3 separate regions of the Homo sapiens genome follow, and regions 1 and 3 are each linked to region 2. A link is a contact called in ENCODE Hi-C or POLR2A ChIA-PET data. All regions are on one chromosome and are shown on one strand. The core of a region is the stretch at or near the end of the contact, and the rest is flanking DNA. Distances in the headings are between cores, read along the strand shown.

Evidence for each region. Hi-C counts contacts between places; a loop is a spot of excess contacts on that map. ChIA-PET counts read pairs that join two places held with the same protein, here RNA polymerase II (POLR2A). Pooled maps may share reads with other maps.
Region 1: a loop to region 2 is called in a pooled map, with 2.8 times the contacts of the local background. The contact joins the promoter of FCHSD1 here to the promoter of HARS2 in region 2. A Hi-C loop is called at or near these places in 4 of 50 pooled maps. POLR2A ChIA-PET finds 5 or more read pairs at or near these places in 3 of 52 experiments (Caco-2, MCF 10A and activated T-cell).
Region 3: a loop to region 2 is called in a pooled map, with 2.8 times the contacts of the local background. The contact joins the enhancer-like site here to the promoter of HARS2 in region 2. A Hi-C loop is called at or near these places in 1 of 37 single-sample maps with no recorded cell type and 3 of 50 pooled maps. POLR2A ChIA-PET finds 5 or more read pairs at or near these places in 1 of 52 experiments (A673).

Annotation. Positions count from the first base shown.
Region 1 is chr5:141,649,707-141,652,720 of GRCh38, reverse strand. It overlaps FCHSD1 (FCH and double SH3 domains 1), which reads left to right and starts at 1,303. Exons shown (of 20, transcript NM_033449.3): 1 at 1,303-1,373; 2 at 1,604-1,701; 3 at 2,317-2,362; 4 at 2,767-2,834. The coding sequence starts at 1,353. RefSeq lists an enhancer at 2,703-3,014.
Region 2 is chr5:140,689,860-140,693,002 of GRCh38, reverse strand. HARS2 (histidyl-tRNA synthetase 2, mitochondrial) reads right to left here and starts at 1,548. Exons shown (of 13, transcript NM_012208.4): 1 at 1,247-1,548. The coding sequence starts at 1,354. It overlaps HARS1 (histidyl-tRNA synthetase 1), which reads left to right and starts at 1,633. Exons shown (of 13, transcript NM_002109.6): 1 at 1,633-1,788; 2 at 2,059-2,148. The coding sequence starts at 1,699. RefSeq lists enhancers at 1,297-1,366, 1,447-1,536, 1,697-1,926 and promoters at 1,198-1,514, 1,579-1,605, 1,577-1,698, 1,248-1,698.
Region 3 is chr5:141,512,622-141,515,482 of GRCh38, reverse strand. PCDHGA1 (protocadherin gamma subfamily A, 1) reads right to left here. Exons shown (of 4, transcript NM_018912.3): 4 at 2,508-2,861. It overlaps PCDHGA2 (protocadherin gamma subfamily A, 2), which reads right to left. Exons shown (of 4, transcript NM_018915.4): 4 at 2,508-2,861. It overlaps PCDHGA3 (protocadherin gamma subfamily A, 3), which reads right to left. Exons shown (of 4, transcript NM_018916.4): 4 at 2,508-2,861. PCDHGB1 (protocadherin gamma subfamily B, 1) reads right to left here. Exons shown (of 4, transcript NM_018922.3): 4 at 2,508-2,861. It also overlaps PCDHGA4, PCDHGB2, PCDHGA5, PCDHGB3, PCDHGA6 and PCDHGA7, and 14 more genes. Among named protein-coding and RNA genes, the nearest start is that of PCDHGC5, 25 kb to the right of the region's middle. RefSeq lists enhancers at 72-697, 669-918, 698-1,323, 1,659-1,778, 1,324-1,949. Within about 2 kb of position 1,487, at least 33 of the 41 ENCODE cell types and tissues checked have a DNase peak (open chromatin) inside an H3K27ac peak, as active enhancers do; they include A673, where a contact is called at or near this core.

The DNA.
Region 1 (3,014 bases), core at 54-2,553, 960 kb before region 2:
TGGTCTACTGAGGGAACAGCAAAGAGGCTGGAGCACAGTGAGCAGACAGTGGGAGGAGAGTACAGGCTGAAGTAAGAAAGACCAGCAGGGTCTTCCATGCGTAGCCTTGAAGGCCATGGATTCTATTTGGATTTTATTCTGAAGCAAGTGCATTTTAAGCAAGTAAATTATGAGATCTTATTTCCCTTTAAAAAAGAAAAAAAAGGTTGATCACTCTGAGTGCTGTGTGAACAGTGGGTTGGGGTGAGGGCAGTGTGGAAGCAAGGAGATCAGATATTAGACCAGAAGTCTAATAATGGGGGCTTGGACTAGGATGGTGGTCTTGGAAATTGAGGGAAGTGGATCAAGAGGTTTTTGTTTGTTTATTGTTGTTTGAAATAGAACCTGTAGGACTTACTGATGGATAGAATGTAGGGGTAGGAGAAGGCACATTGACTCTGGGTTTCTGACTTAACTGACTGGAGGAAATGCGGTGCCATTTAAAACGTTACGGGGGGAGGATCAGGTTGAAGGAGGTTTAAAAGCTTTAAAAGTTGAGGTTCCTATTAGATATACTAGCAGAGGTGTCAGTGGGGAGTTGGAATGTGAATCTGGAGTTTTGAGACATGTCAGGGGTACTGGGACAGGTGCCTGAGCCAAAGAAGCTTAGGTGAGGAGGATGAGGAATTGGGGAGAGGCTCCTCAGGAAGCAGTGCTAGGGCTGGAAGATCCTAAAGGTGGCAGGGGCTTCCTGCGCATCTCCCAGCTCTCGCCGACTCACTGGTATCGTTTAGTTTTCAGTGGGGCCAAGTCTTTTTCCCTTTGGGCCTGGTTCCTTCCTGGATCCAGGCATCTTTCTCACCCCGCTCACGCTGGCTTTTCCAGTTAAGCGGGAATTAGGAAAAGGTCTGGGACCAGCCCTCTCTTCGTCAGATGCATCTTTGCTCAGGTGCCCAGTGACTCAGTTTCCCTGGTCACACACTGAATTCCTCTCCATTCCTCATCATTAGCTCGGGGACTGGGGATCTACATATGCAAATGAATAATTATCAATAATTACAGGCTGAATCAGTGGTTACACTACAAATAGAACTTAGGCGTCTTGACTCAGATGCCTGGGGTTCTTCCCACCGCCCAGCGGACGCTGCGTCCGCCCCGCCCGCCCCGCCACCCGGACCCTGCCGGCGTATTCGCAGCAGTAACAGGTTTAGTTTCTCGGTGGCCCCCTCTCGCTTCCGCGCCCTGCGACGTCGCCGGACAAGTCGTGGGCGGGCAGAGGGCGGGGCCTGACCTGGCCTGGGGCGGGGCTCCATAGTGGGCGGGGCTTCCTCCAGTTCCGGAGTCCAGTGGCTGACCGCCTTGCTGGAGCGGAGATGCAGCCGCCGCCCCGAAAAGTGAGCTTGGCCCTGAATGGGGACTCCTGGCGGGCTGGGGGAACGGAGGGAGCTAAGGGGGCATCCGACTTGTGGTAGGAGACGGGAAGTCGGAAGGGGTCAGACCCCAAACCAGAAGTAACAGAGGAAAGAGCTCAGCACCCCCCCGGCCCCGCCCCCTCACCGCTCCCTGCGCGGAGTGTTTTTTAGGTCCTTGCGCTGGGGTCTTCATCCTCTCTTTGCCCCCACAGGTGAAGCCGGCCCAGGAGGTGAAGCTTCGCTTCCTGGAACAGCTGAGCATCCTTCAGACCTGGCAGCAGAGGGAGGCGGATCTGCTGGAGGACATCAGGTAGCTCCCCCAACCCCCTTCATTTACACTCACCTTCGTCGTTGTGCGCCACTTCTCCCCAATATACATGTGCTGGGGTGGAGGAACAGGGGCCAAGAGCTCCCCAGCCGACCCATCCACAGCCCTCACCCTAGGCCTGGCCTCTCCAGATACTGGATAGGAATGCTCCCCCACCTAACCCCTCCCAACCCCCTCCCACCCACATAAACACACAGGAACCCTCCCTCAAAGCCCTTGACTCCACACCACTGCCCCCAACCCCACAATCAACCTTAGGGCAGAATCCCTCTCCCTCTTCCAGACCTGTTGGAAGGCTGGCAGACATCGTACCCAGGCCCCCATCAGTCTTCACCTCTAAGCCTACAGATGAACCTCTGGGGTGGGGAGGATCCTGCTGGGGCCCGGGGCAGTAAGGTGAGGGTTTCCTGTGTTGCAGCTGCCCGAGGTGATCTCAAGGACTCCCATCAGTCCCATTCCCTCTGGGTGTAGTTACACTCTAGGAACCTGGCTCCCCCCAACCGCTCCCTCCTGCCCAGAGTAGAGGACTGAGGATGGGAGAACAGGACCAAACATAACCTTATCCCCCACCTCACCCCCGACCTGCAATCTCCGCAGATCCTACAGCAAGCAGAGGGCAGCCATTGAACGGGAGTATGGGCAGGTATGGGACTTTTCTCTGGACCTTACCTCTTGTTCCAGCCTCTCTTATATCACCAGTAATGTCTGTCCATACCTATCCCTATTGTGGTCAAGAGCAGATGCCTAGAGTCAAGCAGACTGGTGTCAGATCCCTGCTGTGTAATTATAGCCATGTGACCTTGGACAAGTTACTTAACCTTTCTTGACCTCAGTTTCTTTCTCTGTGAAATGGGAATAATAATAATACCTTACCTTCATGTAGGGTTGTTGTAAGGATTAAACAAATTAATGACTATAAGGCATTTAGCAAAGCAAGTGGCACATAATGTACCCAAAGAATGGTATGATTATACTCTGATGTCATATTCTGCCAGTTGGGGTGGGTCTTTGAAAGGGAACTTGGTTCTGTGATGGCTTTTTCACCAGGCACTCCAGAAACTGGCTGGCCCATTCCTGAAGAGGGAAGGGCACCGGAGCGGTGAGATGGACAGCAGGTGGGCCCTATGGAGGGGGAGGGCCACAGAGGCCAAAAAGTGATGGGGAGCTCAGCCCCAGGAACCTGTGGGGATGAAGGCCTAGCAAGTGGGGAAGGCACGTGAGCTGTAGGTAGAGCTGACACAGCAGCAGCAGAGGAGCTGACCCAGCAAGGACACTGTGGGTGGGGTGGAGGGCAG
Region 2 (3,143 bases), core at 299-2,798:
ACTGAACAACCCACCACTACCAACACCAACCATTCAGGGGTAGGGATTATGGTGATCTTCTCCAGGTCACCGTTCCTACTGAAAGAGCAAAAATAATTTTTTTTTTTTTTTCAGATAGAGTCTTACTCTGTCGCCCAGGCTGGAGTGCAGTGGCACGATCTCAGCTCCTGCAACCTCCGCCTCCCGGGTTCAAGCGATTCTCCTGTCTCTGCCTCCCGAGTAGCTGGGATTACAGGCACATGCCACCACGCCCGGCTAATTTTTGTATTTTTAGTAGATACGGGGTTTCGCCATACAGGTCAGGCTGGTCTCAAACTCCTGACCTCAGGTGATCCACCCCCCTTGGCCTCCCAAAGTGATGGGATTACAGGCATGAGCCACTGTGCCCGGACAAAAAAATAATAATTTTTAATAAGGTAGCACTGGTTATCAGGTTTAGAGAGAGGAAAACTGTAACTTGAAGACAAGGGAACCAGCTCAAGGACACAGAACAAGCCTGTGGAATGATAAGATATGGATTTCTTGAATGAGCTAAAAAACTCAGACTGATAAGATGCTGTGATTGAATATCAATAAAAGATCTGTGCCCTATTGTTCACGATAGCACAAAGCATCTGCTAAGAGAGCATTAGAATCTTTCCGAAGTAAGGCAAAACTTAATCAGTGACATTACCAGCACGCTGTATGCCCTTCCAAAAATAGAGGATGTGGTGGTTCCATACTATGGCGATTATCTGCCCTAAGAGAAGTCCAAGTTCAAGTACACAATCCCTTATCTGCAATTCCAAAATCCAAAACTCTCTGACATCTGAAAATGTTTTTCTGAGATTCATTTTGAGGTAAATTCTAAGATGAACTCAGTCTACTTCTGATCTTTAGTCATCTCATTTACTAGGAATATTCATATATTTCGCTTAAAAATGTTACTGTTTGAGTCCAAGAGTTTCAGGAAAAAGTGTGGATATGAATTAAAATACTCCCTTACTACATATCCGTGTATAAGTCATTCATTTAATCTTGCAGCCTCCGTTTCCTCAACTGCAGAATGGAAATCAAAACTCCAACCTCTCAAGATTGCTCCAAGGATTAAATGACCAGGCATCCAAATCGCTTAGTTCAGTGTCAGTACATAGTGGGCACTCGATAAAAACCGATTGTAACACTACTGGAATACAGGCCGCGAGGCTATGCGTTCAGATCTGGAGACCCTGCTGGGACAGACCAGAGATAATTCTGTCTCGCTCACCTGGCTTTGGCAACGGACCGCCCCGGTGCACGAAGCGCAGGGCGGTCGCAGGAGCTGGCTGAGCAGCGAAGCCCAGGCCCTCCTGGGAAGAAGTCCGAGCAGGGGCATCGCGCGGCAGGACGCCGGCTTTCCGGGACAGGAACAAAAGGCCTGGGAAGGAGGCGGGTCAGACACCAGGAAGGGTGGAGGGCACTGCAAAGGCGGAACCCGCGCACCAGGGAAAACTCGGGCGTTTGCGCACCTCACTAGTCACGAAGGCTGAGGTGGGATCCTCCCAAGTTCCCTTAGTAGCCAGCTTCGGCACTTCCGGGAGGAGCCGGAAATAATTTTTGTGCTCGGCGGAGGCTCTCTAGGCGTGCGACCCAGCGACTCGATAGCCGGAAGTCATCCTTGCTGAGGCTGGGGCAACCACCGCAGGTCGAGACAGCAGGCGGCTCAAGTGGACAGCCGGGATGGCAGAGCGTGCGGCGCTGGAGGAGCTGGTGAAACTTCAGGGAGAGCGCGTGCGAGGCCTCAAGCAGCAGAAGGCCAGCGCCGAGCTGGTGAGATTTAGGCAGCAGGGGAGAGGGCCAAGGCAAAGCCTGGGAGGACGTAAAGCCAGGGTGTTCGGGACATAGGGTAGAGATGTGAGGGAAGCGACCAGTCTTGTAGGGAGGAGAGTGGGCTGCGTGGGGAGACATCCGGGGTGGGTCCCGAGAGAAACAAAGCTAGGCCTGAGCAGAGAGATGTGATGAGGGAGGAATATTGAATGAATGGCGGGGGAGGGAGGAGAGTGACAGATGGATAGCTCAGCGCCTTCTTTCCCTCCACAGATCGAGGAGGAGGTGGCGAAACTCCTGAAACTGAAGGCACAGCTGGGTCCTGATGAAAGCAAACAGAAATTTGTGCTCAAAACCCCCAAGGTAATATCATTCCTGTAGGGAGCCACTGAGAAAGTCTCTAACTCTACTCACGGGGCGCTTATGTCTGCCTCCCTAAACCAGGTCATTGAGGAGGATCTGAAATGCTGCAGAGGAGAGGACAGTCGCTCTGGGCGCTGGGCTGGACTGGACTCTACCTGAGTCATTCTGGGATGGCAAAGTGATGGCAGAAACTAGGCCAGCTGGGTGATCAGGGGAGTCAGCCTGCTGCTGCTACTCCTTCGTTCATTCAATAAATGTGTATTTAGCGCTATGTCTCTAGCACTATACAAAGCACTGAATATATACCATGGTGGACAATATAGCCTACCCTCATGGAGCTTACATTCTACTGAAGGAGAGAGACTTAGAACAAATAATCCCACACAGATTTTTTTGTTTTTTTTTTAAACAGAGTATCCTCTGTTGCACAGGCTGGAGTGCAGTGGCACATCTTGGCTCACTGCAGCCGCTGCCTCCTGGGTTCAAGCGATTCTCCTGCTTCAGCCTCCTGAGTAGCTGGGACTACAGGTGCCCACCACCATGCCCAGCTAATTTTTGTATTTTTAGTAGAGACGGGGTTTCACCATATTGGCCAGGATGGTCTTGAACTTCTGACCTCAAGTGATCTGCCCGCCTCAGTCTCCCAAAGTGCTGGGATTACAGACGTGTGCCACCGCACCCGGCCACCACATGTGGTTATGTAATTACATATTGTGAAAAATGATATAAAGAAATTAAGGTTGCTCTGAGAAAAATAAGGGAGAACTGGGGAGTCTGAGAAAGGCTAACTGAGGAAGTGATATACTAACTGATCTAATGAATGAGTAGGAGATAGCCAGAGGACAAGTGTGACAAAGATAGGTCCAGGTAGAGTATGGAAACCCTAAAGTGGGAAAGAACTTTGGTAGTTTTGAGGAACTAGAGGATGATCTACATGGCTAGAACTAAGTTAAGGAGAGTAGAGTGGAATGAGGTTGGAGATTCTGAGCTCATCC
Region 3 (2,861 bases), core at 238-2,737, 820 kb before region 2:
CCCTCCTTGTGCCCCTCTCAGCTTTCCATCCCCAGCTAGGAAGAAAGAATGGCACTCTTGGGCTTGGCCCAGAATTAGAGTTATTAGAGCAAGAGAGAGCTTAGGAAGCATGAGGGCAACTATAGTGAGGCCTTATTGCCAGGAGGGAGGGTTTTGGTTGCTGGCGCTTGTGTATAAAGGGGCAAGAGCAGCTCCTTTGGACTATTCCTGGGAGGACTCTGATGCAGGGCGTCTGTTGCTCCCCTGGGTCACCTCCTCCCTGCTCGCTGACATCTGGGGCTTTGACCCTTTCTTTTTTAATCTACTTTTGCTAAGATGCATTTAATAAAAAAAAAGAGAGAGAGAGAGAGGTGTGAGGGACAAAATGCAAACCTATTTCCCTTGCCTCATAGGCTTCTGGGATGTCATCACCTCCAGTTTGTTGGTTTTGTTTCCAACTGTTAATAAAGCATTGAAACAGTACTGCCTTACAGCTTCCTGTGTGAATTTCTGAGCTGTTTTCTTTTCACTCTAGTCCAGGCTCCTCTAGTCTTTCCTGCCTCAAATCCCTGGTTGACCTGACAAATCACTGTGAAAAAGCTAAAGGTGCCAGACACTTTACTTGGGCACAGGGCTAGAGATGATTAATACATGGTGGCTGCTGCCCCACCAGAGCTCACCTCAGGGCCGTTTGGCCACAGTAAAGGAGTGGGCGCCTGGTTCAGCTCCCTGACTCTTCCACATTGCTGCTACTTGGTTTGGAGCCCTTTTTTGGAACTCACTTGGAACCTTTCATGTTCCCAGATGTCACGCAAGGTTTCCTGGCAGTACCTGTGTCTCTTGCTGAGGGAAGCATCTGGCTCCCATTTTCTCATCCCCTCTGCTCTGTTGGTGGCCACAGACCACATTCCAGAGTAGAGGGGTTTACCCTGGGGTGGAAACCTGAGCCTGCCCAGCAGAGGTTGGGAGCCTGAGGTCATGCTCCAGATGACTTGCCACTTGGAGCCATACTTGTCTGAGCACGTTATGACCTGCACAAAAAAGCCAGACCAGCAATGAGCAGGCCCAGGATAGACAGGGAGAGGCCTGGAGAGGACCACAAACCCATTCGGGCGGGCTCTGGAACTGGAAATAAAAGCCTTTTAAATAGCCCTGGAGCCTGGGCAGCTGCCTCCTCAGTATGGCCTGAGGTGTGGGGATGGGTTGCCTGCCGCCTCCCTCCCGTCCCCCCGGAGGCCACGCCTTTCTGGTTCAGAGCTTTATAGGCACACATACCAATTAGGGGACAAACCACAGCTGCTCACGCGCTCTGCCAGTCTGCTGCTGTGCCTGGAATAGAACCCAGGCGCCCGGCACCCCGCCCCTCCGCAGCCTGGCTCTGAGTAACAAAACCCTGCTTCCATCTCAGCAACCGTGCACACCACCCTTCCTCCCACGCTAGAAAGTCGCCCCCAGATTCTTAAGTTGGAAGGTTTGGTTCCCATGACAACAGACTTGAGCTGGCAGAATGGGTGACCTGGCTCTGGGAGCCTCCGCAGCGCGGAGGAAGCCGCATACCCTTGCTGACCAGCCAGATAACCGCAGTGGCTCTGTCTTTGTGTTCTTGGGTCCTTCCGGGTAGTTCCCCTTTTAAGTCCCCCTTCACCCCCAGCTCCGTGTTTTTCTGCAGCTTCTCTGGCTGCAGCAACCTCGGAATCCCACAGTGCTTCGAGGAGGCAGGCGGAGGGGGCGGGGAGATGGGAGAGCAGGCGAGTGAGTGGAAAAGCACCGACAGGAAGGAGGGAGGGGAGCTGAGTCTGCGATGGATCTCATTTCCTGCACGTCCTTTCAGTCCCCTTGACCCCCGCAAGAAGAGGATGAGCCCTCCAATTTCTTAGGCTTCGCTACGGAGATGTCAGCGGGAAGGCGAATTCCAGATGGGGAAACTGAGGCTCGAGCTGCAGACTTGGCTTTGGAAGAATCACCTCCCGCATTCCCTCCCACTCCCGCGGCTTTCCCAAAACCCCTAGGCAGCGGGGGTGGGGGTGCGGGGGCAAAGGAGAGTCTACCCTCCTCCCGTGAAGCCCTCCGGGGCGCTTCGGGTAGGCAATTTTAGTCAGGAAGGGGCGGGAACTAACGAAACGTCCTCTCCCCTCTACCCAAGGCGTTTGCCCGGCGCCAACCCGCCCCCGCCCGCGCCGGGGTCTCCTCTTCTGCCTGGAGACAGCCGCAAGCTTAGACTGCACACTCCACTGCACACTGACACGCCGCACTCAGATCCCCACCCCCACAGCGGACCGATCACACAATGGCACACGGTACACAGATCCATAGGCACACAATCGCACACTGTCTCATAGGCACAACGGCATTGCAAGCATACACAACCATATTGCACAGTCACACACACACACGCAATTCGGAAACATCTAGACGCGCAATGACACAAAGTGGCCTCCCGATTCCGCCCTTCTTCCAGCACCCACCTCAGCTCATCACTTCATGCACACATGCCAGGAGCTTCCATCGCTTATACAGAAACGTTCAGCTTTTCAGAAGAAACGTTTTATTATTTTTTTGTCGAAGAAAAAAAGCCATATAAATATTAGAGTATAAAACTTGCGTGAGACACAGGAAGAGGGTGGGGTGGGAGCTACGTGACTATGCGAAGAGAAGCGCTTATAGGAGAAGTCAGTACGGGGGAGGGGGTCGCCTTAGCGCGTGGACACAGCACAAAACACAACACGGGCCGCCGCGGGCAGATCAAGGACAGACGGCTGCGCGGAGCCCGCCGCCCGCTGCCCACCCGCCATCACGTAAAAGCACACCGCACTACACTACTGGCTATTCTACACCAGCCGAAAGAGGGAGGGGGCGCTACACTACTGTAAGGGCAGGTCTGG